Regions from separate parts of the Homo sapiens genome. Here regions 2, 3, 4 and 5 are each linked to region 1. A link is a loop called in an ENCODE intact Hi-C map of the cell type or tissue named here. Cell type or tissue: heart left ventricle. All regions are shown on one strand. Links, peaks and the distances in the headings refer to the core of each region. The heading gives the core; the rest is flanking DNA.

Region 1 (6,026 bases), core at 1,107-5,106:
ACTATTGTAGGCTAAAACTGTATTAATCTTAAACAAAAATTTTAAGAAGACATTATCACAAAGTTGCCTAATATTGACTGCTTATAATTGACTGTGTATATATGTGTATATATATATAACATTGAGTTATATATAGTTATATAATATTGAGTTATAGTTACATGTAACATTAAGTTTTTTCTGTATATATGTACAGTTGTGTGTGTACACACACACACACACACACACATTCAAAATTTTACTTATAACTACCATGCTAAATTTCATCTTTTTAGTCTGAGTCTGTCTTTAGGAATTCTATTCTTCCCAAGACAAAATCATTTATGACTACATATTTATAAATAGGCAGCAGTGATTTTTCTTAACAAACCAGTCTTTGTGATCCATCAGGTAATATTGAAGGCTGGAATTCTTTTGGAATTGTCAAGTGAAAGAATTTAACATGAGCTGTTATAGGAAGAAACTTTCCAGGATATTATAAAACTGTATGAAATTACTTCTTCATAATTTTTTGGAATAGTTCATTCTTTTTATCAATTTCTCTAATATATTGATTATAGAATCAAAATCAGTATGTTTATCTTTCTAAGTAGATTGTTAATTGATCATCAGGGTAATTTCAGCTTAAGTATGATTTGTCATGGGAAATTTAGGTCTATTGTAATAGTGACTCTATATACCATTTGCCCATCCATCCACCTATCCAAATAGTAGAAACATTTATTGAGTTCCTACAATGTGGTTAAGTATAGTTTTTGAAGCCAAGGAAAAAACATGGTGCTGGGAAGGCAATAACAAATACGACATAGTCCTTGACTATAAGGATTGGAGGCACCTAACATGGAAGAAATATTCTGATAATAACCTGATGTCATCCTACTGTAGCATATGTATAAATTGCTACAGAAGAAAAGAGGGGGGATAAATATTTAATATAAGAGTATATTAGAGACATGTACAAATTGCTACAGGACAATCTTGGCAGCTAGAAAGTCTTCATACAAAATACTTTGATTTTAATGCATCTGTTACCTCCTGACATATTTTGTTATTGTATTTCTTTCCCATTAGAAAATAAACACCATGGAGGGCAAGGAGTGTTTTGGCCATTGCTATATCCCTAGGCTCTAGTATTGTATCTGACATGGAGTGGGCATTCAAAAATTACATGAATTCATGAATGAATTAGTCTTAAAAGTCAAGTAAGATCTCACAGGCAAAGAGAGACAGAATTCCTGATGGTGGAGCAGCCTGAGCAACAGAGAGGAGTGGCTGACGAAGAGCAAATGGTTTGTTATGGTTAAAGTTTTAGATTTATGATATAAGCAAATGGCAGGAGATAAGGCTAGAAAGGGAGGTTAGGACTAGATATTGAAGCTTTTCATAAACCTGCTAAGAACTGGTGGCTACTGGAGAGTTGTCAATGGTTGCTAAGAAAGAGAATGACCAAATTCTATGTTTTAGGAAGATAATTGTAGTAGGAAAGGGGGTTGAGAGGCAAAATCATGAACACTGAAGAACCTATTACAGCTGTCCAAATGTGAAGTAATGAGAACCTACAGAGGGGTACTGGCAGAAATAACAATGATCAAATATGCTACAATTCACAACAATGTTATCTTTTCTCTTTTTTTTTTCTTTGAGATGGAGTCTTGCTCTGTTGCCCAGGCTGGAGTGCAGTGGCGTGATCTTGGCTCACTGCAACCTCTGCCACCCAGGTTCAAGCAATTCTCCTGCCTCAGCCTCCAAATTAGCTGGGATTACAGGTGTGTGCCACCACACCCAGCTAATTTTTGTATATTTAGTAGAGACTGGGTTTCAGCATCTTGGCCAGGCTGGTCTTGAACTCCTGACCTCATGATCCACCCATTTTGGCCTCCCAAAGTGCTGGGATTACAGGCGTGAGCCACTGTGCCCGGACCATCTTTTCTCTTTTAAAATAGTTTTTTTAGGCCAGATGCTGTTGCTTATGCCTAAAATCCCAGCACTTTGGGAGGCTGAGGTAGGCGGGTTGCCTGAGCCCAGGAGTTCAAGACATGGCAAAACCTCATTTCTACAAAAATACAGAAAATTATGCAGGCATGGTGGTGCACACCCATGGTCCCAGCTACTCATGGGTTTGAAGCAGGAGGATCACTTGAGCCCAGGAGGTTGAGGCTGCAGTGAGCCATGACCGCCACTGCACTCCAGCCTGGGCAACAGAGTGAGTGAGACCCTGTCTCCAAAAAAAAAAAAAAAAAAAAAATTAAAGTTATACCTTTACGAGTTGGGGACTGAGACTAAAGGAGAAGAATTTGAAAACTGGCTGGAAATTTTAAAGGTTATATTTCATTGGAATGGAGCAAATTTTGCCCCCTTAGTATGGGGATATGCTTCATCAAATAACTGAGATGCTGTGGTATTCCATGGAGATGAAATCAGATTGTAGAAGAAGCTTGCCCCTATCTTCTACAGGGCTGAACTGTTCTTGGAAAAGAGAATATTTTCTCCTTGAAATTCTTACAATAAGAAGAGATGTGCAGGTTGAACGAAATAACGAGTATAAAACAATACCTAACACTAGTAAAATGATGTACTACTACATCGAGATCTAAATGTTTGTCATTTATAGACCAACCACTAGATGGAGAGCTTGTCTTACCACTGAGTATCAGGTACTTCTACAAAATTTCAAAGCAAGGATTATTAAATTTAAACTTCTCAGCACATTTAACATTCATAGAATGTGGCATCCATTGCTGTCGCAGATAATTAATGTCCAGTTTTATGATTATGAAATAATTTACAGCTAAATAGAAATACCTATCAGTTACATGCAAAAAAAGTTTTGTGAATGTTGGGTGCCTAAGAAAATAGATCATAAGAAAAGAGGTTATAAGAAAAGATGCTAATTGTCTTGAACACTGAAAAATGTAACATGCATGCATGTTAAAGTGCTATTACTATAACATAGCTTCTAAAATTTTTCATTGAACCAATATTAATGGCATCTTGTTTCTATAAATCTATATGTAATAAATATATATTTTAAGTTGCTCAAAGGTATTACTCATTTCTTTGGACTTGAACTTTTGTATTGTTGAGAAAATAAAATCCAAGAGCATGGTTAAGCAGTCTTCTAATGAGTTTCACCAGCATATATCAAGTTTAGTTGTCATTTCCCATTTAGTTTTATTCTTAATCTTTTATATGCATAATTATAAATTTTCCTTTTATTACAATAAAACTAAATGGCTACAGCATCTTAAAGAATCTTATTCTTAATGAATTCAAACTAGTATTTTTTTTCAAAAATCAAGGGCAAATTATATGAGTAGTGGGAGGCTGTATTTAAAATACTCATCTGGAGTTTATTAAAAACATTTTTTGAAGGACATCTGTCAGTTCTAAGGGTGAAAAACAGCACCTTGGGGAAAAATCCTTTCAATTTAGTTACTACACTGAGATACTTCAGATAAAAACTAATTTGTACTAATGATGAAGGGAACGTGTGTAAAATAGTTGCACTGATTTATTCTAAATGGTAAAGAAATTCCATTTCATTGACTCTCCTCTAATTTCATTCAAGTTATACTTTTCTTATACATCTCAATCTGTTGATTAACCTGCCTCCAGAGTAATATTTTAGTGATTATATTTTAATGTGGAGATGTTATACTTGGTACTTTTTGATACTATATCATTGCATTAAGTTTTCTATTCCTTTTTATTAATTTACTTTTTTATTACATTTTATATAGTCTAATTGAGATTCTTCTATTAACTCTAATTCTTGGGCATCCTAACACTCTTGCTGTTAGAGCGCTTGTCGTGTACTGTCATGTACTTTACAAAGCTTTAAAACAAGGCTTATCAAATTTAAACTCCATGGCATATTGAACATTGATAAAATGGGATTTCCATTACATTCTGATGATTCTCTTTCATGATGGTCCTTTTTATGTTTTCATTGAGATGGCTGTCCTAAAACAATCTAAATGGCAATTTCTTGACTAAGGTTCCCTGAATTAAGTATACGGTGTAAATTCTGAACCCACTCATGTGCATGAAACAAGCTTGTGACTTCTCTTTCACATGGGTGACTATCTTCCCCTACCTAGGGTCTTTGAGCACAGACAGGTTTTGGCCACTTCTCTGGGCTGGTGAATTAACATCATTTAGTCCTCTTTTCAACTGATGAGAAAAAATTGAAATTCCAGGCTTTATTTAGAGAATTCAGTTCCATCTTCCTTTACCAAATAACTCGTACCTAGTTCAATATTCCGGTTGGTGTTTTTTTGTCATTGGGGTATTCCCTATCTTTCTTATGAACTTAGTCATATAAATTTCTGTTACATTTTTGTCCACCATTTACATATTATCTGCATAGGAGTGGTCCCTTCCAAATTAGCTCAGTCTATCATCTTGCTGGAAGTCCTTTTCATTTTATTATTACTTCTTTTTTTTTTTTTTTTTTTTTTGAGGTGGAGTTTCACTCTTCTTGCCCAGGCTAGAGCGCAATGGTGCAATCCTGGCTCACTGCAACCTCCACCTCCTGGGTTCAAGTGACTCTCCTGCCTTAGCCTCCCAAGTAGCTGGGATTACAGGCCCGTGCCACAATGCCTGGCTAATTTTTGTATTTTTAGTAGAGATGGGGTTTTGCCACGTTGTCCAGGCTAGTCTCGAACTCCTGAACTCAGGTGATCCGCCTGCCTCAGCCTCCCAAAATGCTGAGATTACAGGCGTAAGCCACCGTGTCTGACCCATTTTATTATTATTTATCTGCATATTCAAGGAAAAAAATATAAATTTTAGATTCCTCTGGCTCATAATAGGCTTTCTTGAAGAGAAAAATGACGTGCAAGAAATAACTGGAGCCATTAAAATATATTTTATTTTTCCTTATTTGTAGTTATTAACAGAAAAAATGCTCTAATAGGTACCTAATGGAAGTTGTCAGATGTGATTATCAAGTTGAAATGAATATTTACTCAAACCTATAAAGGTCTTTGGCTTTTTCTGGCAATATTTTAATGAAGGTATGCCATCTAGTCATCTTTAACTTACATTTCTTCCATTAAGCACAAGGACTTCTTGAAATTGGCAGTTCTATACTATCAAGCAATGCTTCATTTCATACCACCAAATGTTAAGGGAACTTGCTGAGCGGCTTAAATAACCCCTAGGTCAATAAACTGAGTCATTAGCACGTCCTTTAAATAATTGTTTGTCTGTTACTGGTTCAACATTTATATAATCTGTCATAATACCTTGGTTTTTTAAGGTACAAAAATTACTGCTATAGGTTTAAACTAGAGAATATCATGTAAGTAGCAATGTTTTTTCAGCGACAGTTTAACTATACTGTCTGGTACTGAGTGAGTTAAAGCCTGAACACCACAACTAATTACTATGTAATGCTAACCTTAGTTGCTGGTTCATTTTGAGACTCTTTAAAATATGAACTGTGTATTTTACCCCTATGCACTCTCTTAATGATTTGTTTTTTTAGACTGAAATCACTTCCAGCCATCAGTTATACTTTTGGTCTCTACATATGCACTTCTCCAAGCACAAATATTTCTTTTTCCTATTGGTCTGCCAGCCCTGTCAGAGCAAATTTCACTTTAAACTAAATGCTATGATACTTAAAACCTCTTGGATTACTCAGGCTGCTAGTGTGATCTGTAACCTTCCAAGAATGACAGCTAAACTTTCCAATTTGCTTATACTGTTTGGGGAACTAGAAAGCACATGCCAAAAGGAAAATGTTTCTGATGTTGAACAGAGAGGAAAGTTCTTGTTGGAGGTGGGGGCAAGAGACTATTAAGTACTGAAAAATACTAATAAGAAATGAAAATAAACTAAACATGCTGTAAAGTCTAAGACCTTAAACATAATTCAAAAGTTAATACTAGTACTAAAAACTCTGGCTAAACTGGTTAAAATATGAAAAATAACCTTTAGTTACTGTAGTTTAAGTGCCAACCAGAATCTTAAAGTGATAATGCACTATTGAAATGAACAAATTCAAAAAATGGAATATA
Region 2 (6,026 bases), core at 1,010-5,009, 740 kb after region 1:
GGGAGTACGGATGCGTGTGTGTGTGTGTGAGTGCGCGTTTAAAGAACATAAAACGCCACAAATAAGCACTTAATATTTTACTGAGTCGTCATACAGTAACTCATTTCTAATGAGACTGTTAAAGCTGTTACCAAATTCCAACAGGTCATGAAAAAACTGCTCAGCACCTCTCTGTCTTCTGTCAGGTTAGGGCTCCGCAGACGGACGACAGAGGATTATCCGTAGACTTAGATGGGGGTTCCTCCGCCCCTCTCTGTCCTCCTGCCACCACAGCCAGGCTGGACGCAGAACCGCACGGAAGCCTCCCCAACTCCTGCCTCTGGGAGTGCTCCTGCCTGCTTCAAGGAATCTGGGCAGCGGGACCCTCTGGGTTTAGCGTCCTCGCCTGGGGAAGCAACTTTGGCCTTACCGTAGAAGTTACAAAATTGGCGGGGGTAGGGAGAAAGATTATAATATATATTTGGAGTCCTTTCTTCCAGTTTAATAAACACGTACTTTTCTCATTGCCCTAGTCCTGGTATGCCTAATGGCGGGGAAAGCCTCAAATAAACTCGGTGCCCTCTGGATCTCCCCAACCTGCCTTTAGTCCTTGCGAGAGGCGTGAGAGAACTTCCTATTATCATCCCTTTTGTTATTTTTATTACATTATTTAATAGGCTCCCTCTACGGAACCAAAAATAGCCTTAATATGCTTACTTTCTCCCTGTACTCCGCCCCAAACTGTTAGAACAGCAGAAAATTTTTTTTTGGGGGGGGGCGGTTTGGGGGAAGGCAGAAGGAGAAGAAAATTTGATTGTGATGGTGGTGGATTTTTTCCAAATTTCCCCACAGCTGTTATCAAAACATGCAAATGAGATTTTCCAACAGGATCTTAAACAAATCTGGAGGAGTTAATGCCGAAGCAAAATAATCAGCACGTTTGAAGTGACTGTGAGTTTCAGTTTGTCTTTTCTCCCCGTGATATTATTGCAGGGGAATGATAATTAGACCTTTAGAAATCCAAAGGGGCTCTCTTGCTCTCTTCCCTCTCTCATTTCTCTTCTCTCTTTCTCTCTCTCTCTCTCTCCCTTCCTCCCTCCCTCCCTCCCTCTCTCCCTCCCTCTCTCTTGTTCCCTCCCTCTCCCTTTCTCTCTAACTCTGATGTTGGCAAAGGGGGTTTTCTTAATCAGACTGTTTTTTGGTCCCAGGGAAAGGAGGAAGAAGGAGATTGTGATGGAGAAAGGGGGTCTGTGAAACGTCAGGCACAGCACAAAGGCTTTGCCACGTAATTACAGGCTCCTATTAAGTCGAGATCTGCCCTCCCAGGGGTCTCCAATTTTCTTGTATTCCCTACAAAGCCTCCTCTGCATGCCAGTTTGTGCCTTTTGAAGTGCCAGAGAGCTTCTTGATCCAACTGAGAAGGAAAAAGGAGCCCAGCAAGAAGAGGGGGAGAGAGAGAAGGGGAAAGGGGGGAACCCACCAGCACCCTCCGTCGGACTCTTGAAGCCTTTTTTTTTTAATTCTTAATTTTTTTTTTTACTCTTTACAAAAAGTAAAGTGAGAATCCTGCTCTCTAATACATCTGCAAGACATCACCCTCTCCTCCTGAAACTTTAGTCACTCCTGAGAATCCACAGGAGTGCAGAGAGGGGGGAACACGTTTTCTTGAAGATGTTTTAAAGCTGGAACAAGCCTTCTTCTGTTGGTGCTTGAACTCTTGCCTGGGAATAACTTTTTTAACCTTTAAAAAAACCATTCACTTTGATTCTTCTCTCCCACCCCTTCTTCTCTCTTCTTCTGTTTGCCTAACTCCCCCGCCCTGCTGGCCTCCGCTTTCCTCTCTCCCCCTTGTTATTATTTTTAGTCTGTGCGTGTGGACACTTTTGGAGAGTTGGAAGGGATTTTTTTCTCCTGACTTGAACATAGGGTGACTTTTTAATATTGTATTTTACTGTGGATTATCTCTTTGGACCGCGCCGGACTTGGCCTCAGGAAATCAACCAATGCTGCGGAAGGCGGCTGGTGCACAACGCTCTGCTCTACAGAAGGGGGTCCCCCACCCTCTTTTCCAATTTTTTTTTTTTGGCCTTCCTCTCCTTCCCTCCCTCTTCCTCCCTCTCTCTCTCTCTCTCTCCACTACCCCCCTCTTTCTTCCCCACTCGGCTCCTCTCCCCCCTCGCGCCCACAGCGTTTGGTGTTGATTCGAGCGGGAAGAGGGGGGTGGGTGGGATCGGTGGGGGAGACCATGACCTCCAGCTACGGGCACGTTCTGGAGCGGCAACCGGCGCTGGGCGGCCGCTTGGACAGCCCGGGCAACCTCGACACCCTGCAGGCGAAAAAGAACTTCTCCGTCAGTCACCTGCTAGACCTGGAGGAAGCCGGGGACATGGTGGCGGCACAGGCGGATGAGAACGTGGGCGAGGCTGGCCGGAGCCTGCTGGAGTCGCCGGGACTCACCAGCGGCAGCGACACCCCGCAGCAGGACAGTGAGTGAGGGGCGCATGCCCACGGGGGTGTGTGCCCGGGACAGAGGGCGGGGACCCGTGTAGGGCAGCTAGAGCCCGTCCGCGGCCAGAAAGACAAGGTCCTGGGACCAGGAGAGGTGATGGCAGACTTCAAAGGAAGGGCCAGTCACAGGGGAAACCAGATGAGAAAAGCGGGTCTCGGCCGAGGGCATAGCCAAGGAGGACGCTGGAGAGAGGCTCCAAGGTCCGGGGACACTCCGAGGCCCTGCGGTCTCAGGCAGGGACTCTGTCCGCGGCGGACTCTCTTTACTTCGGCTAGGCACCGGCTCGGTTCATCCCGCACGCGGGGCGGCGGGGCTGGGCTGGGAAAAGGTCTTAGCGGGGTGCAAACTCAGAGAGCCAGCGCTGTTTGGGAAAGCAGCAGGTTAAAGATGCTGAGTCGGGTTGGAAGGGCTTCTCTCGGGCAGCGTATGACGGCTTGAGGGAGGGCACCAGGCACAGGGAGCAGGACTTGGCGCTGCTCAGGCTGCACTCTCCACGCGGGCACCGTAAGGCCGGGCGCGACCGGGAGGCCCCGAGAGAACGCCCGGCCCCAGACGCTGGAGCTGCTCTCTGCCCCCTGCTGTTGCCTCTACCGCAAATGGGTTTGAGACTGGCAGAGTCAAAAGCCCGGCTGGCTTGGGAAAACTCGGGCCAAGCAAAGGGAATGTCCTTTAAGGGTGAAACCTGAAATCCAGCCCCGCATGATCCCGCACAGGCGAGCTGCATCCGGGAGGCGCGAGCTTCAGTGCGGAGGCCAGTGTCACCTTAGAGGAGCTCTCCCTATTGGCTCTTAAACGCCCAGAAAAGTCCAGTTTCCCTTCCCCATCCTCACCGACCAACCTCGCGACCCATGAAAATCTCGCTTCGCTAGTGCCTTAAAAAGAGACTGCAATTGTATCCCCATGCCCCCAAGTCTGTAACAGACCGGTCACCCTGTTCATCCCAGGTGACATGTGGCCAGATATGTACAGATACTCCCTCTTCTCCTCGAGGTTGCAAGAGTCTGAACTTAGCTGTAAGTTCTCAAATGAGGCTGGTTGCTTTCTATGTCAGTAGTTGCTGGTTACCATTTTTGTCTTCAAATTTGGAAATCGTGGAACCGGGGGGCCCTCCAGCATTCTATGATTTTCACAAAACGTTGCCTATTTCAGACTCTCAAAGAATAGACATACAAATCAAACTGCACATAGAAACAATTGGAAACAGGGTCCGGGCACAGTGGTGGCCCCGCGGGCCACGCTACAGCAAGCCGCAGAGAGAGCCTCTGGTGTGCTCAAGACGCCTGGTCTTCACCCTGCTTCCTTAGTTCCGGCCTGGGCGCCCCTGGGTGTTTTTAGCCAAAAGCGGCCTAGGGCCGATCCACCCAATGCATTAGCAGACTGCTACAGGAACTGAATGAGGAAGTCTGGCCTGGACACCAGAGAAAGGTGGCCAACTCTGAGGAATGAAGAACCAGGTGTCCTCAAGTTCCGCATAAAGGGCTAGGCGCAGAGACAGAGACGTTCTCTTTAGGGTTTGGGTGCTTGAGAGGCTGCACCCGCAGCATTACTTAAGTGTTTGCATAGGCACTCTTAGTTCTAACAAAATGCACTGAGAAATACTATGATTGTTTTTAAACGTTTTACCAGGGAAAATGAAAAACGAAAAATGTAGGGAGAGTCCAGGCGCGGTGGCTCACGCCTGTAATCCTAGCACTTTGGGAGGCCGAGGCGGGCAGATCACGAGGTCAGGAGTTCGAGACCAGCCTAACCAACGTGGTGAAACCCCTCTCTCCTAAAAATACAAAAATTAGCCGGGCGTAGTGCCGAGCGCCTGTAATCCCGGTTACTCAGCAGGCTGAGGCAGGAGAATCGCTTAAACCCGGGAAGCAGAGGTTGCAGTGAGCCCAGATAGTGCCACTGCACTCCAGTCTGGATGACAGAGTGAGACTCCGTCTCAAAAAAAAAAAAAAAAAAAAAAAGTAGGGAGAACAGCATTTGGTGTAGACCCCAGCTTCACCAATTCTGCACGTCCAGTCGTTTCTGTTTTGCCAGGACGACTTATTAATTGCAACATTTACCACTGTTCGGATACTAGAGGCTGGACCCACAACAGAAAACAGGACCACGAAGAAACTTCTGCTTAGAAGACCAGAGTGGGGCAGGAGAGACTAGATGCTGCTTTGCCCTATGAGGAGGCTGGAGGATGAGAAAACCAGGGCCAAGGCCAGCGGCCTCGGCCAGCCTAGGGAACAAGCCAGCCGTGGTGGCCCTCAGATACTGCAGGGGAAGAGGGATGAAAATTGTACCGGTTGTTTGGCTCTGAGTGGACGCCACTCCCAAGAAGGGAGCTCGGGATTCGTCGTGGCCTTAGAGTGGGTATGGAGCCGGGCTGGCCAGAGGAAGCTAGCTATGGAGCGCCCCCGAGCAGATTCGGAGGCGACGCGCGGTGGCTGGGAGGCTGCCCTGGACTGGGGACAGGCTTCTGTGAGACCTGAGCCTGGCGCCTCAGAGGCCCTGTGGAGCACGTGGAGTCCTCAGGAGCGCTCGAGGACAAGCTCAGCATCCCGGGCGGAATTGGGGACTGTATGTCCCGGGAGAAGGGGAGAAGACTCTAGAAACTCGCCCACGTGATACTCGGGCTCATCTCAGAGTTACAATGACTAGAGAGGCCTTGTGGGGAGAAGACCCAGAAAGGAAACTGAGGCTCAGAAAGAGGATGCTCTGCGGAAGCATGATCAAGAGACAGCTTCCGGAGGAGGCCGCAGAAGGCAGAGTGAGGTGATGGGGACGAAGTGACAGGCACCTGGAGCTAGGAAAGTAGCCGAGAAACACACACGCGCGCGCGCGCGCACACACACACACACACACACACACACTCCAGGCCTTGCTTCCTAGAGAGATGAGGGTAGCGTTCTAACGAATAGTTTGTTGCTTTTATAAGCACTTTTCTCAACCTCTCTTTTCTCCGCTGGCATGAGAATGGGAGGGCCTGACGAGTCTTATGGTAGCAAGCGTCCAGGGGAACCCGCAATCCTAGTTTTTGGGCTCCCATCAAGAGTTGCCAAGAAAGCTGTTGTGAGCTACTTGGAAGTCAGGACAGCTGGGCCTCCAGCCTGCAGTGACAATGAGGCTCAGACTGTGAATCAGGGAAGAGGGGAGTGTCTCGGGAAAGGATGGCTAGAGCAGACTCTCCCCCACCCCCAAAGGGACTCAGGGATGAAACCAGGAGTCTGGCGCTCTTTGTATCCCGCTGGAAGTCTACTCGAGTGGGAAACGATTGTCTCCTGCGGAGAGATGGGGAATATTAAAAAGAAGCCTTTGGCTCTTTTAGCTATATAGAAACAGTCCTCGTCCTTTCTAAATTTTCTCTTCAGCTGAAATTAGCAAAACAAACTCCACTTACACCTTCAATATTAGATTCTTAATTTTGCAAAATTCCTAACTATAACCTGGGCCGAATATAGTTAGAAGGAGTAGGTATTCTCTAAAGTGAGGGCTTCTCCCAGACCCTCCCCACCCCACTCACCATCAGCAATTCTGTCCCCACCCCCACCTTGGT
Region 3 (6,026 bases), core at 629-4,628, 740 kb after region 1:
AGGTGGTGATTTCGGTTTATTTTACATGCAGAAGTAGGGGCCCGGGTTACCTCCTTCTCTTAGAATTTTGGGGAAATTGATAGTCCAGTGACTCCTACCCACTTTTGGGTGAAGGACGATTTGGAATTTGAAGTGTGGGGAGACAGGCCTGTGAAGTCCGAAGGACTCACTGGGTCTCCAGATCCCCCAACTCTGGAATGCAGTGAATACCCACCCCCATGTTTCAGAGCATCTCTCCCATGTGTTAGACGTCGTGCAGTCCTGCATTTTGGCTGAGACACCTAACCCCGGTGCACTCAGGTCAGAGCGCCAGGGCTTCAGGCAGACAGCAATGGGTCACACGGGTCCTTATAGTTCCTTCCTCTTCCCAGGAGTGTCATTTTAGATTTTACAACACGAGCGAATAAATCATCTCCAAACCAACAAGATGTCACCTTCAGGCTCCCCACTGCAAAAAAAAAAAAAAAAAAAAAAAAAAAAATTCAGAAGCAGTGATGCGTTTCTATTCCACCGACCCAGCTTTGAATGTCTCTCCCAGCCAGGCCCCTTTTCCAAGAAATAACAACTGTAGATTTTCAACCACGACAATCCCTAGACCAGTCTGATTTTTTATTTTAAAAGGCATGTTTCTTTTACAATCCCTCTCCTACACACTGTTTCCCGCTCCATCCATCAGCCTACCACACCACCATCGCAGACCCCTAACTCCTGGAAAACCCTCCTTGGCGGAAGCACTAGGGCCCTCAGGTACCGGATTGTTGCAAAGGTCTGTACGTGCCTGTGCCTGCATTGCGACCCCCGGCGCGCCTCCAGTTCCAAGGCCGAGCTCACTTTCAACAGCTCTGGAAATATGAATGTATTTTTCCCCCCTTTAGAAGAAGCTATACGAGGAACAACTTTTTGAAATCGGGAGTGTGTTTGTAGAGAAGGAGATAAGGATTGCATTTCGCTTATTTTTCTACAGGTGATAGAAGTGTTTTGGGGGTCAGAGTATCCTCTCAAGGAAAATGTAAAACGTGGGGGCTCGCATTCTCTATCTAAGCCTTTGTAAGTTTAATTAACAGGACCCTTAAAGTATTCCTTATAGCTACAGATAAAAAATTACAGGCAATGTTTGGATAAGGGGCCAACTCTCCGTGTCCAAACATTTAGAGAACTGCCTGTGAGTGTACACCGTTGTAATCTTATTGGGAGCCCTTTGTCGAATTCTGTATTTTACTTTGATGCTTTTTGAGTACCATTCCCATTGTTTGGGTGTCCTTTAACTCCGTTTACAGCAATATATTAATAAAGAGGATGCATATGTCAGCGTTATGTATCCACAAGAATTTGGATTCCTTTAAAATCAAACGGCTTGGTGAGCAGGCAAGCACTCAAAACCCAACAGTCTCAAACAGCAATAATAATGTCAGCAAACGGCTGCCATGCCTCCTTTTCTCCAAATGCTGTTTATTCTAAAATCAATAAGTTAGGAGATACATTGCAGAGAAACAGTCATTAGTGGTTCAGGGTTGGCAGGTTTGTTTTTCAGGTGTAGATGTTCTTGAGTAATACCTCTCCACTGTGGACTAAATATTAGTAGATTGTCGTTGTCATTTTTCTAATTTAATGCGGCAGCCTCAGGGAAGTACTCATCCAGACAATTATGGGGTATCGATTTTTAACTTTAAGATTAAAAAAATACCATATTTCACTTGCCTTGGGACTACTTTTCTTGATAAAAATATATCTGGGAAGATGATTTTAGGGCCATGTTAGCGTAGGGGAGGGGAATTAAGGCACAAATGGTGGTTGGTTAAGGAAATTTTATGAAAGAAAATAAAGAAAACATGTCAGAATAAATCAATCAGAGGCACAAGTGAGTTAGAGGAATCTGAGGACAACCAGCATCTTGGGGATTCTTCTGTTCCCGCGGTTCTCAGATATAGGAATAAGGGTCTGAGTTATGCCCAGAATACATTCGTCTGGTACTGGATGTCCCAGTCCCTTAGCTGTTCCACGTAATGAAGAAGCTCTAATTCCCGAGAACTTTGGGGCTTATTTTTACCATCATTGAGTCTGCCCAGGCTCAGCTCTCTTACAAAGGTATAAATCTGAAATTCATGTATTAATTTGAATCCCCAAGATCCGAGTTATGAGAAAGGGCAAGGGCAGGCTCTACTCCTATTTTGTTTACTTTCACCGAGTTACTGTGAAGTGATTGGAAACTTTCTTAACGGGCAGAGAGAGAATACACGGAAACTCGGATGCAGTAATAAAGTTGACATAGGAGTCGGAACAGGGGGCTCTTTTTGGATCTCACCTTTACTGGGGCTTGAGGTTGTGGAATGGGTGGAAGAGTAATTAACTGAATGAAGAATTTTAACGTTGAAAACAGAGCCCACAGTATTTTTGGTTATAGTGGTGTGGTCTCTGCCTCGGCAAAGAAACAAACACCCCCACCCCATCTTCGCAGTTCTCCTCTCTGCTGTAGCGACGCCAGGCGCTGCTTTCCGCCGGGTAAATTAGCGGCGAGCCTCGCCAGACGCTTTCCTCCTTGCCTTCTTTCGCCGAAAGGGGGCGCGCTCCTCCCAGGCTGCGCTGGTACCTATCCTGCCTTCAAAAATTTCTGGGTTCCTGCAGGACAGACAGTAACAAAACGTGGGAAATAATAGTTTGATGACACTTCAGGGACTATAGGAATATAAGGTGCACACACATGCATCTTAATGGAAACATGTAGACACCTGGCAGGAGCATTGGCTGCCTGCCTCTCCTCCTTTCAAATGAGGGTGGTCGGGGTTCCAGGGTGGCAGGAGGGGAGTGGGGCCAGATGACCGTGGATGGAATTGGTGGGTGCTAGGACTGACGCCTGGGTTCCATGGCGGAGGAGAGGGTTTGTCCCCATGGAGCTGTGTGGACTTTTCTGCATATGTACTTGAGGTCTTCAAAGAAAGAAGGGCAGATCTGAGAAATGGAGAAGTGGCTGGTATTAGTGAGATGTTGAAAAACTGCCACAGAAGCCCTCACAGTGCCTGGAGTGTTAAGACAGAAGAGAAAACCTGGCACCATAGAGTTTTAGGCCCTGGGATCAGGGTAACCTTTCCTCCTCACGAAAGAACAATAACTGCCCCAAATCTTGTGTGAGCCTGCAACTTGGGTACCTAAAGCCATTTCCAATCTGCAAATCTGACTCCTGGCCTCCACTGATCCTCCATTTTTGGGCAAGAGTTTCAAGAGACTCACAGGACAGATGAGGATAAATTTTTAACCCCTTCTGTAAATTTAGGGATTTTCGACTTCTTACCACTCCCTGACAATGGGGGTCAACAAATCAAGGCACGGTGAGAGTAACAAACTGGAATAATATATATTTTGTCTTCATAGCATAGATGATGGTTAATACATACTTTCCAAGATAATCTGAGCTGGAGTGTTCACTAGAAACAGGAGCACAAGGCCAGAACTGTAAGGCAAATTGCTTTCCCACAAACGTTTGTCTGAGAATAAGAACATTCACCCCATTCACTTAATTTCTCATCATCAGTCATGTCATTATATTTTCAAGGACCTCACAGTGCTGGAAAGTGGTGTAGTTATAAATAAGCATAAAAACAGATGGGTGATCCCAGTCCTCTAAATATAATCGGGGATGCCAAATCTTTTCAAAGAGAATTCATATATACAACTTAAAGGCCAAGGAGCCCAATTCAATCAAAATTTGAGCCAGGATATGCTAAGTTCAATCAGCTTGAATATGGGCAAAGTGTAAGACCTAGCCAGCACTTCAGATATATACAGAGAACCACATTTTCTCAAGTTTCCATTGTTATTTTCCACACAAATTTAGTGTTAGTCTTCAAAGGGATTGTTAGATTTGGTTTGGGCCGGGAGGGTGGTGAGAGTCAGTGCCCCAGGCTCCTGTCCTTGTCTACTCCCCTTTCTTTGGTACTCTCTCTGCTTCAGCAGTTTGCCGAAAATCTGTGTTGCAGAGAAAATTGACACCTAGAGGCCACAGAGGTCTCCTAAATGCTGTTTTCTAGGATCCTCAGAAAACAAGAGGACCGCTGAGCTCAATTATATGTAATATACCTGGTATCTTTATGTATTTTTCTTTTCTGCTAATTCATTTTATAATAGCTAAGTTAGAGACTTCTTGGAGATTTAGGTTTTGGGGACTGGATATCATTCTGTTTTATTTTCAGCTAACTCATAAATATATGAATTTGAAAGTTCCCATTGAAGTAGGTATTCAATGTAAACTTTTATACCTGGGCATTTTCACATATCACCATTAATTCAAACTGGGAGGTAACATTAAATAATTATGTACATTGTGACTTTCCATTTTCTACCAGTGCTGCTTCCCTAAATACTGGTCTAGACTCCAGCAGTAGTATACTACTGGGACAGTTGCTAAATTGTTGCCTGTGTTCAGTTAATGCTTACCAAGTGAGAGAATGAGCTCTCCATCCTTGGTGGAACACCTTTCTAATCTAGCCTAAGTACTAGCCACTTTACCCTCCCCTTCCCATTTCATACCTTTTGCCTAGGAGTTATCTTCTAGGCCCACCATTTTAATAACCATCTATATACTAACCACTCCCAGTTTACAGCTTCAAGACTCTCCATTGGAGCTGCAATCCATATCTGCAGCCACTTATTTGACATTTCCATTTGAATATCACAAACGTGCTTCGACCTCAAAATCAACAAAACATGGAACTAACGAACTTTCTTTCCCCAGTCTGATCCTCCTACAGCTTTCCCTGTTTTCCTATATGGTAACATGTGGATGCAAGACTTATGCACTTCAGACTCATCCTTGACTCTCCTTCCTTTATGTTTCTGTTCCATCCATCCCCAAATCCTATCAAGTTTACCTTCTAAAATAATTTGAATTCATCTACTGTTTAAGTCTCTATCCTGGCTCACCTGCACTGCTGTACCACCCTCCTAGCCTGTGGAAACTCTCTGTATCCATGCTTGTCCTTAATGTGTTGGTTACAAAGACTGGATATAATAGATCCCTAAAGAATATTTGTTGAATTTCCAAATGACAAATGCTAGTGTATTTTTCTACAAGTACATGTAAAAAATCATGTCATGTTCTTTCTTTAGAACTCACAATCACTTTTCATTCTTTACATCAAAATTGAATTATCTTGATTTTAAAAATCACTCTTGATAGTCTACCTTCCCATCCCTGCTCTAGCAGCCTGCCTGATACCTCTCTCTCTCTCTCTCTCTGTCACACACACACACGTGTGCGCGCTTGCGCACGCACGCACACACACACACACAGATTGTAACTGTTTTCCTATTGTTCCCTAGTATGCTAGCTAGGCTAGTATACTAACTCCCTGTGTTCTAGTCTCCTTTCATGTGCTCTGGTCTCATTTTGGCTTCTCTGACTTCTGATGTGAAGTGTCCTTGCTCTGTGCCTCGTTTTTGCAAATCTTCCCATGCTTTCTTCCAAGATTCTGCTCCCATCACACCTCCTTGCGAAACCTTCTCTGACTACTTTATTCCAGACCACACAAATCTCTTTTCTCAAGACTTACTATGGGAAATAACAATCAGTGGCTCCACAAGTAGTGCTCAATTGTTTTCTAAATATTTTATGATTATCTAGATTTTTTTAAGATTTAGAGACTTTTGGGGAAAAGGTGTATTCTGCAGTGTACAACACCGCTGCAGTAAGCAAATTTTTTTTTTTTTGTACGGAGTACTTCTACTGTTTTTGTAATCCTTTTTTTTCTCCCCTCCTCCCCATCTCTGTTTTTGTAATCTTTAGCTGCAAGTAATTTTGTAAATTATAGGAGTAATACCAAAGTGTAATACATGTTCATTTTTGAAAATGTATTATTGTACATTTCAAAATTGAAACGGGACTATCAAGACACCAATTTTTCACCAGTCTGAGCTAGATACAATTAATATTTTGGTGTTAAAATATTTTCTCTTACACTTTTTACACAATTGGCATCATATTGCATTAACATTCTTCATTATTGATTTTTCTTTACTCAGTGGAAAAAGTTTTA
Region 4 (6,026 bases), core at 833-4,832, 1.0 Mb after region 1:
ATGTTGACATCTTAGCAGCTTCAAATAAATAGAAAGCAATGCCCCATTTCCCTCTCCTCATCCTTCCTGCCCTGTGCCCTCCCCCAATGCCTTCCTGCTCCCTCAAGCGCCCACCATTGAGTCCAAAGAGAGTTGCCTCTCTAGATCCTCAATACACTCTTGAGATTCACCATGAAAGTGCATCAAAAAGTATTTTATCATGAGATCTGGAAATAATTTTCTAAAGAATGTATAATACTGTATGTGTATCATGTAAAATCACAGCCATAGAAACTGTTACTTTGGAAAAATAAGCTGTATATCTAAATATGATCTGCTCTTTTTAAAATTTTTTCTAGTAATAATGCTTGTTACTTGCTCATTTATTTTGTAAAGCAGATAATTATGACACCAAAGATTTAAGCAAAACTAATGAAAGTATAATTTTGAACTAAGATATTCTTTCTGTTTGACTTTCATCTGCAAATTAGGAAAGGTCATCATTATTTAATTATGTCAGTGATCAACCTCATGGATCATTGCCACAGAAAGCAAGAGGAGCTCACTGTGATCTTAACGCCTCAGGACACATGGTGTTCTGCTAATATACGTTAGTAGATGCTATAGGACAAAAGGCTTCCATAATCAAATGAGATTGGAAAATGCTAGGTTAAAGAAAGTTAAATACATTTATTTACCACAGGGATACTGTGCAACTTTAGTATGCTAATTTTCAATATGAATTTGCAAAAAGAGGCAGTGACCATAGAATCCTTTGTTCATGGAGCATATTTTTTAAACTGGAAGTCACATAGGTAAATTTTCTCTAATCACATCAGAATGTGACTATTGGAGGAAAAAAGAACACTCTAATTTCCTATTACAACTTGTCATATCACATTACACCTAAATTCATCTGAGAGAAACAGAATTTTAGGAAGTTAAGCATGAGAAAACCATAGCAACATTATTTATTTACTCATTTATTTTCTCTTATGTCAATATGTATTGTTGGAGTTCAATAAGCAAATAATAAGATTTGCCACCAGAGAATAAAGAAGCAGTAGCTATGAAGCGTTGGAAGAGAAGAAATCAGCCATGGGCAATAGATCCAATTTACTATGCAGAAAGCATGAGGTATGTGAAAAACGGAGTGTATGTATGTAACTACATGTACGTAAGTGTATAAATATAAAAGTATATACGTATGTAAGTATATAAGAATAATAATCTAAGAAGAACTGAGTGAGAATGGCCAGCTGAAAGAAAATTCTTAGCTTACACTTGGGGAAACACAGGTAAATGTTTCTAGTAGGAGAGGAGGAGAGTGACCTCTTGTGTTCAGGACCTCCCTTATTTCACTTCAGTATCCTCCTCTTCCAGAACTTCACACAATGTCATTCCTATATGTAAGGTGATCAAACATTAGAATGCATCGGTAAAGGTTATTTTTCTAATTTTGACTATTCACAAATAAGTTCCACTAAGATTAAATCTAGTATAGTTCCATAGTTCTATCAGTTAGGCTTATGTTTTTCTACAAGTGCTAAAAGCTTAACATAGCAGATTAGAAATTTATTTATCTCAGGTGAATGAAGTCCAGACTGAGCAAGTTTGGACAAGGATGAGCAAAGTTGAGCAAGGCTGGCAAGTCAGTTTCATGATCATTAAGGCCCTTAGCACAGGGCTTCCACCTCATTATCCAGGCCGCAATTTTGTCTGTCTGCTGCAGCCAACAGAAAAAAAGATAGAGGAAAAGGAAAACAAAGCAAGGAGGCGTCCAAGAATTTACACATGAGCCATGGTCACGAGGCTTATTCCAAGCAGTCATATACTCAGCTAAACACTGGGGACTCTATAATATAGAAGAAGGAGAAAACACCACAGTAGTTAATAAATCTTCATTAAAGAAGGTAAAACTATATGAAAAACTGCAAGAGAATGGCCAGCTAGAAGAAAATGCTTAGCTCGCATCTTGGGAAGTGCAGTCAAATGATTTTAGTAGGGACATCTGAATATCTCAAAAACACCATTCAAAGAAAGAAATTTCACTGCCTTTCTCATCTCTCTTCTTTCTTACCCTCTTCAACCCAAGTTAGGGAGTGCAGAGGAATCAAATAAGAAAAAGAAGACAAACATACCTCACCCACTTCTGGAGGCTGCCTGACTGCAGCCATGCCTAGTTTGGACAAGGAAAATGTAATTTTGAGTGAAATACATTGTGTTATTATACAAAAAGGGACTGTTATAATTATTAAATTGTGATTATTCTGCTATGTACAGTGACCATAGGGCTTTTTATTAGCAACAAGAAATCAGAAATGTCATAGGTGTGCCTGACATTTGTCCAGGAACAGGACAAAGGCTTTCCTACTTAATAACGTTTACAAGTATAGGGAGAAATAAAAGTAAAAATCACTTGTGATTATATCCTGTGAGTATTGCTTGTACAAAGTGATGGCTACAATAACCCCCCTCAGGCTTTTCCTGAAGTTATTAAAAAAAAAAAAAAGAATGAAAGAAAGCCATAGAGAATAAGGCATAGAGCGGCACTAAATAAATTTAGTGTCTTTCTCTTGATTCACCGAAAAAATATTTATTAAATTCATACTATTTGCTAGTTGTGGTTTATACAAGACATACAATGGGAAAAATCATAGGAAATAGTACAAGTGGATATTTTAAACTCATATCTCATGAGATATGAGAATCCGAATTATTTGACTCACTAACCCCTGAGGGCAGCTGCTGAAATTTCAGACGCAATTCCCAGGAGAGACGCCAGCAAACTTAAGGCTTGGAATTTTAACCCCATTTTACTGACAGAGGCATCACTATAACATGCCTTTTGAGTTTTGTGAACTCATTTAGTTATTTTTCTGTTGAAAGCTGATTCCAACCTAAATGAGTCCACACACTATACAGATGTGATACAGAGGATCTGAAACCTTCTCCTGAGGGTACTAGGCTGGAGAGAGGCCACTTTCCATTGTGTCATGTAAGTGTGCAAATTTCAGTTTTCTCTGTTAACACCTTGAATTCCGCACTAACACTGAATTTCCTTTCTGCTCCCCTAGTTGTAATCTCTAATATGATGCCTGCAAGTTTTATCTTGAGTGACACCTAGTGGTTTCATGTTGTAATGAGAACACGGAGGAGGCTTGGAAGCTCTGGCTAGCAGGCCAGAGGGGTGAGGTTTGAGCTTGTTTTGCATCTTTACCCTGGTCAAATAGTCATGTGAGAAAAATGATTTAGGGATCACGGCAATTCAGACTGTCCCACTTCTTACTTGTAAAACGGAATTTATATTTGTGCTCGCCCTTCGTTGCTGGAATGTTAAAAATCTCTGGAAGAGAGGTGCTATGTTCTTTCAAGTGGCTATGATTATAAAGCAGTTTCCTTCCCTTCTTTGGAAACTGTGGAGGTGTTACAAACCAACACTGAGGGGGAAAGAAGAGAAACAATGTCCAAAGTTCTCATTCCCTGGCCAGAGCAGAGAAAACTGTGGAGATTTTTAGATAGTAAGAAGCCAATGATTCATATTTTTTTGTCTGGTTTGAACTTGTGCTTATTTAAAAGCAAAATGAAAACCAGAATTTCACATTCCAGATTTGAAACCCATTTCAAAATCGTTATATAACAGACTTGATTGTGGTTCAGCAGTTATTTATCTTACTCTTGTCTTTTGTTTTCTCTCCACTCATAGATTATAAAATATTGAATTGGATAGAGTCAAAGGAATTCCCAGAGAACAGACAGAACTAATTCATTATGACTTTCTTCTTAAATTTTAAATTCAGAAAAGCACAGAAAATAATATAGCAAATTTTCATGCGTCGAGATTTTCTTTAATAAAAAAAGAAAATATTATGGAAAAAGTTTATCTGATTTTTTTCTTCATTCTAGTTTTATTCACGATCACTATGATGCATGTGGTATTTATCCTCCTATCCAATTGTTTTAGAAAATTTACTTCATATCAAAAATAGTGTTTTGCACCCAACAAAAATATAGTTCAGTGTGTTATTATATGATAAGTGTCATACCATACATATCATTCTGCAATTTTTTCATAATTTTTTATAGCTATCCATGTTTAGATATACAATCTTAGTCCATTATTTTAATTGCTATTTCCATTGTATGAAGAGATCACAATTTGTTTAATATTAGAAATTTTTTTTCTATCAAAACAAAACAGTGAAAGCATTTTTAGAATGGTGGGGCAAGGACTTCTGCTGTACAGAAAGCATGGCTGCAGAGGCCTCAGGAAACTTTCATTCATGGCAGGAGGGGAAGCAGGCCCATCTTACATAGCTGGAGCAGGAAGAAGAGAGAGAAAAGAGAGAGAAGGGGAAGGTGCTATCCACTTTCAAACAACCAGATCTCATGAGAACTCACTCACTATCATGAGAACAGCAAGGGGGAAAATCCATCCCAATGACCCAATCACCTCCCACCATACCCCTCCTCCAACATTGGGAATTACAATTTGTCATGAGATTTGGGTGGGAACACAAATCCAAACCATATCAGTCTGCCCTTAGCCCCTCCCAAATCTCATGTCCTTCTCACACTGCAAAATACAATCAACTCTTCTCAACAGTTCTCCAAAGTCTTAACTGATTTCAACATTAACTAAAAAGTCCAAAGTCTCATCTGAGACAAGTCTAGTGCCTTCTATGAGCCTGAAAAATCAAAAACAGTAAGTTAGTAACTTCCAAGTTAGAAAAACAGTAAGTTAGTAACTTCCAAGATACAATGATGGTACAGGCAATAGGGAAATATTCCCTTTCCAAAAGGGAGAGATCGGCCAACACGAAGGGGCTACAGGTGCCATGCAAGTCTGAAACCCAGCAGGGCAGTCTTTAAATATTAAAGCTCCAGAATAATCTCCTTTGACTCCATGTCTCAAATCCAGACAACAATGATGCAAGGGGTGGACTCCCAAGGCCTTGGGCAGCTTCGCCCCTGTGGTTCTGCAAGGTATTGCCCCCGTGGCTGCCTTCTCAAGTTTGTATTGAGTGCCTGCAGCTTTTCCAGGTGCACAGTACAAGCTGTTGGTGGATCTACCATTCTGAGGTCTGGAGGACAGTGGCCCTCTTCTCACAGCTCCACTAGGCAGTGCCCCAGTGAGGACTCTGTGTGAAGGCTCCAACCCCACATTTTCCCTCCACCCTGCTCTATAGAGGTTCTCCATGAGAGCTGTGCTGCCACAGCAGACTGCTGCCTGAACATCCAGGCATTTCCATATGTTATCTGAAATCTAGGCATTGGCTCCCAAGCCTTAACCCTTGTCCCCTGTGCACCTGCATGCTTAACACCATGTGGAAGCCAGCAAGGCTTATGGCTTGCATATTTTGAAACAGTGGCCTGAGATGTACCTGGGGCTGTTTTAGCCACAGTGGGAGCTGTAACAGCTGGGACACAAGAAGCAGTGTCCCAAGGGCAGTGGGGCCCCAAGCCTGGCCCTTAAGACCGTTCTTCTTTCCTAGGACTCCAGCCTGTAATGGGAGGGACTGCCCTGAAGTTCTCTCAAGTACCTTTATGGCATTTCCCTCATTGTCTTGGCTATTAACATTTGGTTTCTCTTTACTTATGCAAATTTCTGCAGCTGGCTTGAACTCCTCCCCAGAAAATTGGTTTTTCTTTTGCACCACATGGTCAGGCTGCAAATTTTTATGCTCCGCTTCCCTTTTTAAGTTCCAGTTTCGGACCATCTCTTTGCTTAGGCATGTGGGCATATATTGTTAGAAGCAGCCAGGTCACATCTTAAATGTTTTGCTGCTTAGAAATTTCTTGCACCAAATTCCCTAAATCATCACTCTCAAGTTCAAACTTCCCAATAAGTTCCTCATGTCCATCTGAGACCTCATCAGCCTGGCCATCTCTGCCCCACTGTCAGCAATTTGGTCAAAACCATTCAAGTCTCTAGGATGTTCCAAACTTTCTCTCATCTTTCTGTTTTCTTCTGAGCCAACCAAACTGTTCCAATCTCTGCCCATTACCCTGTTCCAAAGCTGCTTCCACATTTTCAGGTATCTTTA
Region 5 (6,026 bases), core at 1,165-5,164, 950 kb after region 1:
CATGTTCTCACTCATAGGTGGGAATTGAACAATGAGAACACATGGACACAGGAAGGGGAACATCACACACTGGGGCCTGTTGTGGGGTGGGGGAACAGGGGAGGGATAGCATTAGGAGATATATCTAATGCAAATGACAAGTTAATGGGTGCAGCACACCAACATGGCACATGTATACATATGTAACAAACCTGCACCTTGTGCACATGTACCCTAAAAGTTAAAGTATAATAAAAAATAATAAATTTGAAGTTAAAGCAATTTATTATAAAGTTAGGCAATCATGTCATGGTTATTATCTCAAGGAACTCATTTTGCTTTGCTTTGTTTTGTTTTGCCGTGTGTGTGTGAGTGTGTGTATAACATAAAAATAGCCTTATTTTATTTTTCTAAGTATGCATATATAAATAAATATGCTTATGTATTCAGAAAGTATATTAAATAAGAAAAAATAAAATAATCTGTAATCCTATCTAAACAAAACTCTGGTTAGAATTTTATCATATAGCCTTCTTGGCTATTTCTGTTCATTATGCACACATACCTAACTTCATATTTCCTTCTAAAAAGGCATCGACATTTGTAATCAGCTTTTTGTTACTCAACAACAATATGATTATTCTCTACGCTACTAAATATCTTCTCTTGAATAGTTGTGTAGTTTTCTGTTGCTTGGACAGATATAATTTATTTAATTAATCCCCTATTGATGGACACTGGCTTATTTTGAATTCTTAGATACTATAAGAGCATTGTGATGAATATCCTTACACATGCATATCTATACATGTTCATTTGTTTCCTTAAGATAAATTCTGCAGAATTACATGGATATATATATACATATATATATACATATACATATATATATATATATGTATATGTATATAAGTTCTTTGGACAGAAATTACTCAAGTGCCTTCCAGAAAATGTGTAAACGTTTTCTCCTCCCATTGACACAGTGGGGGAAGGTTTGCATCCCCACAGCTTGTTGATTTGGGCTATCAGCCTTTCTAATTTTTCAGAGAGCCATTGTCTGAAAAACCTCAAAACATCCCCTTTCTCATCCCACATTGCCTCTTGAATAGATAATTTTCCCTAGGAAGCATCTAAAAAATTCTGGAAGATATAAGTGGTTGAAGTAAAATTAGACTTGGTTTTAAGGTTTTACCAGAGAACAAAGAAAGCTGAAAAACATCAGGGCAGGGTTCTATATGTGTTACCCACTGATGACTCTATGCTGTGTTCCCTCTGATTAGAAAATGAAGGAATCAAACTTATGGAGATGCTTCACAAGCTCCTAAAAAACAGATCTTCAGCTGTGTAGGGAGCCACAGATTTCCCCTGTATGAATCTAAAATTATGTCAAAGTTTTTTCTCCTTTATGTTGGGTGTTTTTTTTTTTAAGAATAAATATGAAGGCATTGCCTCTCAACCGTTGAAAATAGGCATGGGAATTATAAGAAAAAGTTTTGCATTTGAACTCTGACTTAAGGTTTGGGCAAATATTTAGATACTAATTTAATTTCAGACAAACTACAGAATCCTAGCAATTTATTATAGCTCTAATTTGCAATAAGGGAGAAACAGTAGTATTTCTTCTAGTATTTTAGCAGAAATTAAAAATGTGTATTTACAACACTTAGTCACTTCCCTTAAAAAATAAAATCTTTTCAGCTTCCATGTAAAGCAGCCAGATGTCTAATTAGGAATCCTGAAACTCGGCTCTATTGAGTTAATAAGAACCCATGGCAAGTATTAACCAGAATATCCCATTCCTCAACAATGACGAAAAATACTTGAAAGTTCATGAAATAAGCTGTCAAAGTGGTTCGGTAAAATTCTAAATAAGATTATTATATTTTCATGTTCTTGCTAATCTATATCATGGTTAGAAATCAAAGCATGCCGAAATTTCTCTCTTACTTTTTTTGCTGTTCTTCCTCAACCCCACCTTCCTCAGGAATTTTTTTTTTAACTAAAACGTTCTGTGGTTGCTTTCAACCAAAGAAATGGTATAAATTATTGAAGTTTATATGTTTTTTGTTTGTCTTTTTATGAATAGAAAAATATTTGTTATTTTTTAATCAGTTGAGTGGGGGCTGTGTGTGTGTGTGTGTGTGTGTGTGTGTGCATGCACCTGTAATTTCTTACTTTAAATAAATGTTTTCCTATTTTAAAGGCTTTGTGGTACATTGATGAAACAAAATGGACAAACTTTCAGAGACGCTAATTAGTCATTTGGCAACTCTTCTCACAGCCGAAAATATAGTTTTTTTTCCAAAGAGGAAGCAATAAAGTATTATAAGTAAATATTTTTAAACTTCTACTAAAATGCTTGTTGAAATGTAACTGATGTATCTTATGGAAAAAATGCACACTTTTATGACACTTAGTAAATTACTAGAGTTCTGGAATTTCATTGTCTGATGTTAATCAATATATGTTTACACAAATCTCAGTTTATTTTTAAGGAATTGAGAGATAAATGCATTTATATTTTTTAGGAAAGGCAATTAAACCCTTATAAGAAAATAATGTAATGATAATGGTTAATACCTAGTTTAAAATGTTAGCATGAAAATTAATTAACCTAATGTGTACAAAGGACATAAACACTTGCTTGGCTTATGATGAATACTTAGTAAGTATCAGCTGTTATTATACCTGGAGTCACACTGTCTGGATTTAAATCTCAGTTCTGCCATGACTCGGCCTCAGGTCTTAAATTTCTCAATGATAAAATGAGGATAATTATAGTACCTACTCCATAGGATTGCAGTGAGAATCAAATAAAGCCTTGGAAGAGTGTCTAGCATACAGTACCTTCTCACTGACTATTAGCTTTCATTTTTAACCATGAGTGCCCCCAAATGAGAGCATGTTGCCTGGATTATTGGTAGTGGAGTAGATATATGTTTTATCTCAATTAGGGTAAAAATTTTGGAGAAGATAGGGTCTTATTTTTCTTCTGTAGCTCCTGATGTTTCTAGCCTTGTACAGTAAGTATGAAAGCCAGACTCTGCAACTGCCACTGTCTAAATGCATAAATGATTTAGTGAATTAATTTGTAAATTCAACTGGTATGAATTGGTCACTGACAGAAATAGAGAAAACAAACCATTCTTTCTCAACTCATCCAGAGAGATCAAAAAGGAAAAGTTAGATGTTTCTTACAGAACTAATGTTCCCAAATGACTCATTAGCCATATATGTCTTCTTAAAGCCAAAGGGCTTCTCAAAAGAATATTTGTACTTCTCCTATCTGCCCTCTTCTACGAAAAATAGATGGGATTAAAAAGAAAACAAAGACAACAAAAACCAAACCCAACGTTGACGGCTTAGCTGCAGTGTTCGTTCTAGAGCCATTTGTAAAACAGCAATGCCACCTGTTGGGTAGAATATGCAAGTCTGTTATGATTTTTGTGTATTGGAAAAATATTTGTTTATGCCTCCTCTAGGAGGCAAAGTATTGGGTTGCAGTATGAGAAGGAGAGAAAAATGAAAAAATCACTTGCAAAAAGTTTCCTAAGTAGTAAAGCAAATGAAAAGACATATTTCTAGTCATAGCATATGGACAAGTCTCTATTTTAAAACCTAACTTTTTTCCTCCCAAATCCTTCCAAGGATTACATGATCTATCCTGGCATTTGCTCTATTGTTCTTTCACACTCCTTTTATGGGGCTGCTGAAAGCAAAAATAGCAATCTGTAACACCTGTCACTTAACTAAAATGAGACATTACTTTTAATAAAGCAGATAATTGTTTTAACAACTTAGCAAAGATGGGGCCCTGTTTGTGGGGGCTGCAGCAGTTTTGTACTTCTTCTTGTCAGTACTACATAGTCATAAATCTCTGAAATGTAATAAAGAAAGAAAAATCAAAGATGATATTCTGATAGTGAGATGACATATGGATATTAGTCCCTGACCCGGAAAACATAAACAATTTTTGTTTAAGACAGAGTGTCCTCAGAGTTGGAAGTCTATCAGTATTGCTCAAGGTGGTACCCTGAGACTTACCAATGCCTCAGTCTAAAGATGAAACACTCAATGGTATTGCTTTTCCATTGCTAGCAAGCAAATGATGACGTTAAATTTGCTGGGCTTCAGACAGCAGAGAATATCTGGAATTGCTTGCTGGTCAAATATCTTGCTTGGCAGAGATATTTTCTCTAGGACTTCTTTGGATCAATTTCCTGACAATAAGGATCACCCTACTAGAGTAAAGAAAAAGATAGCTGGGCATTCAGAATATCAGATGCCAGTTAAGTGTATGTACAAAAACTACAATATAAGGAAATGTCCAATGTCATATGAGTGGCATGAGTGATTTGGGAATTTATAGGTCATAAAAATTCCAACTGAGATAAACAGGGAAGACTGGCAGGAGGACACTCAAACTGGAAAGATGAGGGCAAGAAATAGCTGAGATCCAATCAGAAACAAAAAGCCAGACTGTGGGAGTCAGTAGGACTATTCAGGTTTGTTTTTCCACCTCTTATTCTTCTAGGTACATGACACAATTGCATTTTCCTGCCTCATTTGAAGTTAGACATGATTGTATGACTTATACCAATGACATGTGAAGGAAAACAGTGTGCATTACTTCTGAGCAGAAGATCTAAAAGCCAGTATAGAATTTGTTATGTATCTTTTCCCTACCTCAGCAATTGTGAATCCAAATGTTGAAATGGAGTGTCTCTTAATCTGGTCTCTAGGTAACCAAGATGATCAGAGTCTGTTTACTGATTCACATTGGATATACACCTTTATTGTGGTATGCCATCAAGATTGTGAGGTTTGTTTGTTGCTGCAGCATAACCTAGCACATCCTGACTAATATACAGGGTTCCCATAAAATATATAAAATAATGAGCTAATAAAAGTAAAAATAAGAAGGAAAGCCTTAAAAAACCTAAAATTAGAAAACATTAGCTTTGGAAAAGCTAGAGGACAAGGGTTTTTTAGTTATGTGTTGTATATGAAGTCAATATATATGTGTGTGTCTATAATATATACGGTTTAGAAATGTATTTCCAAATGTTAGCCATTTCCCTATTTAATAACATATTTTCCCCTGTTTTCTCAACTCTGAAAGCAGCAGCAACAACAATACAATGGTACTTTTCAGATGTCTCCTTTATCTCTCTGTTATTAATATTCTTTATCATTTCCAAGACTGGAAATTAAAGCATTGACTCAGTTTTCTTTTTCTACCTTTGTCCACATAGAGGCTTTGTATATAGTAAACAGAGCAATTTTATTAAAACACAAGTCAGACTAAGTCACTCCTCTGCTCCATGACCTCCAATGGTTCACCATTCACTCAGAGAAAAGTCCGTCCTTGCTGGAGCTTATAAGGTCCTATGTGATCTGGCCCTCAATCACCTCTGACCTCATTTTCTTTGTGCCTTAACTTCCATGCTTAGCTGTTCCTCAACTATATATCAAGCACACTTGCTTAAGGACATTTATAGTTATTATTCTCTGTGCCAATAAGGTTCTTCCCTTAGAACATTTATGTGGCTCATTCCCTTCCTTTCCTTCTGGGCTCTGCTCAGAGACCTTCCCTGAACACTTTTCACACTTGAGTGGATTTGTCATACTCACTCTGCTGTATTTTTCTCTAGAGTATTTAAGATGATGTGATATACTACAATTTGCTTGTGTATCTGTAAATAACCTTTTTCCTTTAACTAGGACATAAGCTCCGTGAAGGCAGGTCTGTGTCTGTTTTGTTCTCTGTGGAATTCCATCACCCAGAAGAGGACCTAGCACACAGTAATAGTTCAATAATGAATTTGGATTATTCTCTCAGTGCTGAACCTCATTGCTGTGCAATATGGCTTTGAATTCCCCTTCTGTATCCCTGGACTTACTACTCAATGTCCAGTATGCTGTCCAGGGTCACAGCATGCCAGCATGATAGCACAGGACAGAAATATAAGCAGGCTTACTTCTGAGGTTCCCATATGAAAGCTATGGCAAAATTTTCACTTTCCCATGAAGAAAAAAGATAGACA

What was found. Hi-C counts contacts between places; a loop is a spot of excess contacts. Peaks named below come from ENCODE experiments on the same cell type or tissue, not always from the same donor. Only the 100,000 strongest peaks of a DNase experiment are listed, where the experiment ranks them.
Region 2: it touches region 1 in a loop (2.6-fold over the local background); 16 of 110 quality-filtered maps call a loop at or near these places.
Region 3: a loop joins it to region 1, with 3 times the contacts of the local background. A loop is called at or near these places in 24 of 110 quality-filtered maps.
Region 4: a loop joins it to region 1, with 5 times the contacts of the local background. A loop is called at or near these places in 41 of 110 quality-filtered maps.
Region 5: it touches region 1 in a loop (4-fold over the local background); 34 of 110 quality-filtered maps call a loop at or near these places.

What each region holds. Positions count from the first base shown.
Region 1 is chr1:169,926,477-169,932,502 of GRCh38, forward strand. The region is part of intron 19 of KIFAP3 (kinesin associated protein 3); the gene reads right to left. Among named protein-coding and RNA genes, the nearest start is that of SCYL3, 36 kb to the left of the region's middle. In heart left ventricle, for the core only: a CTCF peak has its summit at 2,627 (motif pointing right); no DNase peak of the experiment used is centred there.
Region 2 is chr1:170,661,995-170,668,020 of GRCh38, forward strand. It overlaps PRRX1 (paired related homeobox 1), which reads left to right and starts at 2,137. Exons shown (of 4, transcript NM_022716.4): 1 at 2,137-2,465. The coding sequence starts at 2,225. RefSeq lists enhancers at 1,042-1,569, 2,770-3,630, 5,955-6,026. In heart left ventricle, for the core only: a CTCF peak has its summit at 3,096 (motif pointing left); DNase peaks (open chromatin) are centred at 2,487, 2,997 and 3,827; H3K4me3 peaks cover 3,874 bases; H3K27ac peaks cover 3,447 bases; H3K27me3 peaks cover 420 bases.
Region 3 is chr1:170,668,974-170,674,999 of GRCh38, forward strand. The region is part of intron 1 of PRRX1 (paired related homeobox 1); the gene reads left to right. Among named protein-coding and RNA genes, the nearest start is that of PRRX1, 7.9 kb to the left of the region's middle. RefSeq lists an enhancer at 1-21. In heart left ventricle, for the core only: a CTCF peak has its summit at 2,552 (motif pointing right); a DNase peak (open chromatin) is centred at 2,528; H3K4me3 peaks cover 511 bases; H3K27ac peaks cover 745 bases; H3K27me3 peaks cover 921 bases.
Region 4 is chr1:170,926,849-170,932,874 of GRCh38, forward strand. No RefSeq gene overlaps it. Among named protein-coding and RNA genes, the nearest start is that of MROH9, 5.7 kb to the right of the region's middle. RefSeq lists an enhancer at 5,434-5,623. In heart left ventricle, for the core only: a CTCF peak has its summit at 3,103 (motif pointing left); no DNase peak of the experiment used is centred there; H3K4me3 peaks cover 422 bases; H3K27ac peaks cover 2,353 bases.
Region 5 is chr1:170,878,721-170,884,746 of GRCh38, forward strand. LOC124904455 (a long non-coding RNA gene) reads left to right here and starts at 4,208. Exons shown (of 2, transcript XR_007066730.1): 1 at 4,208-4,484. In heart left ventricle, for the core only: a CTCF peak has its summit at 3,391 (motif pointing left); no DNase peak of the experiment used is centred there; H3K4me3 peaks cover 331 bases.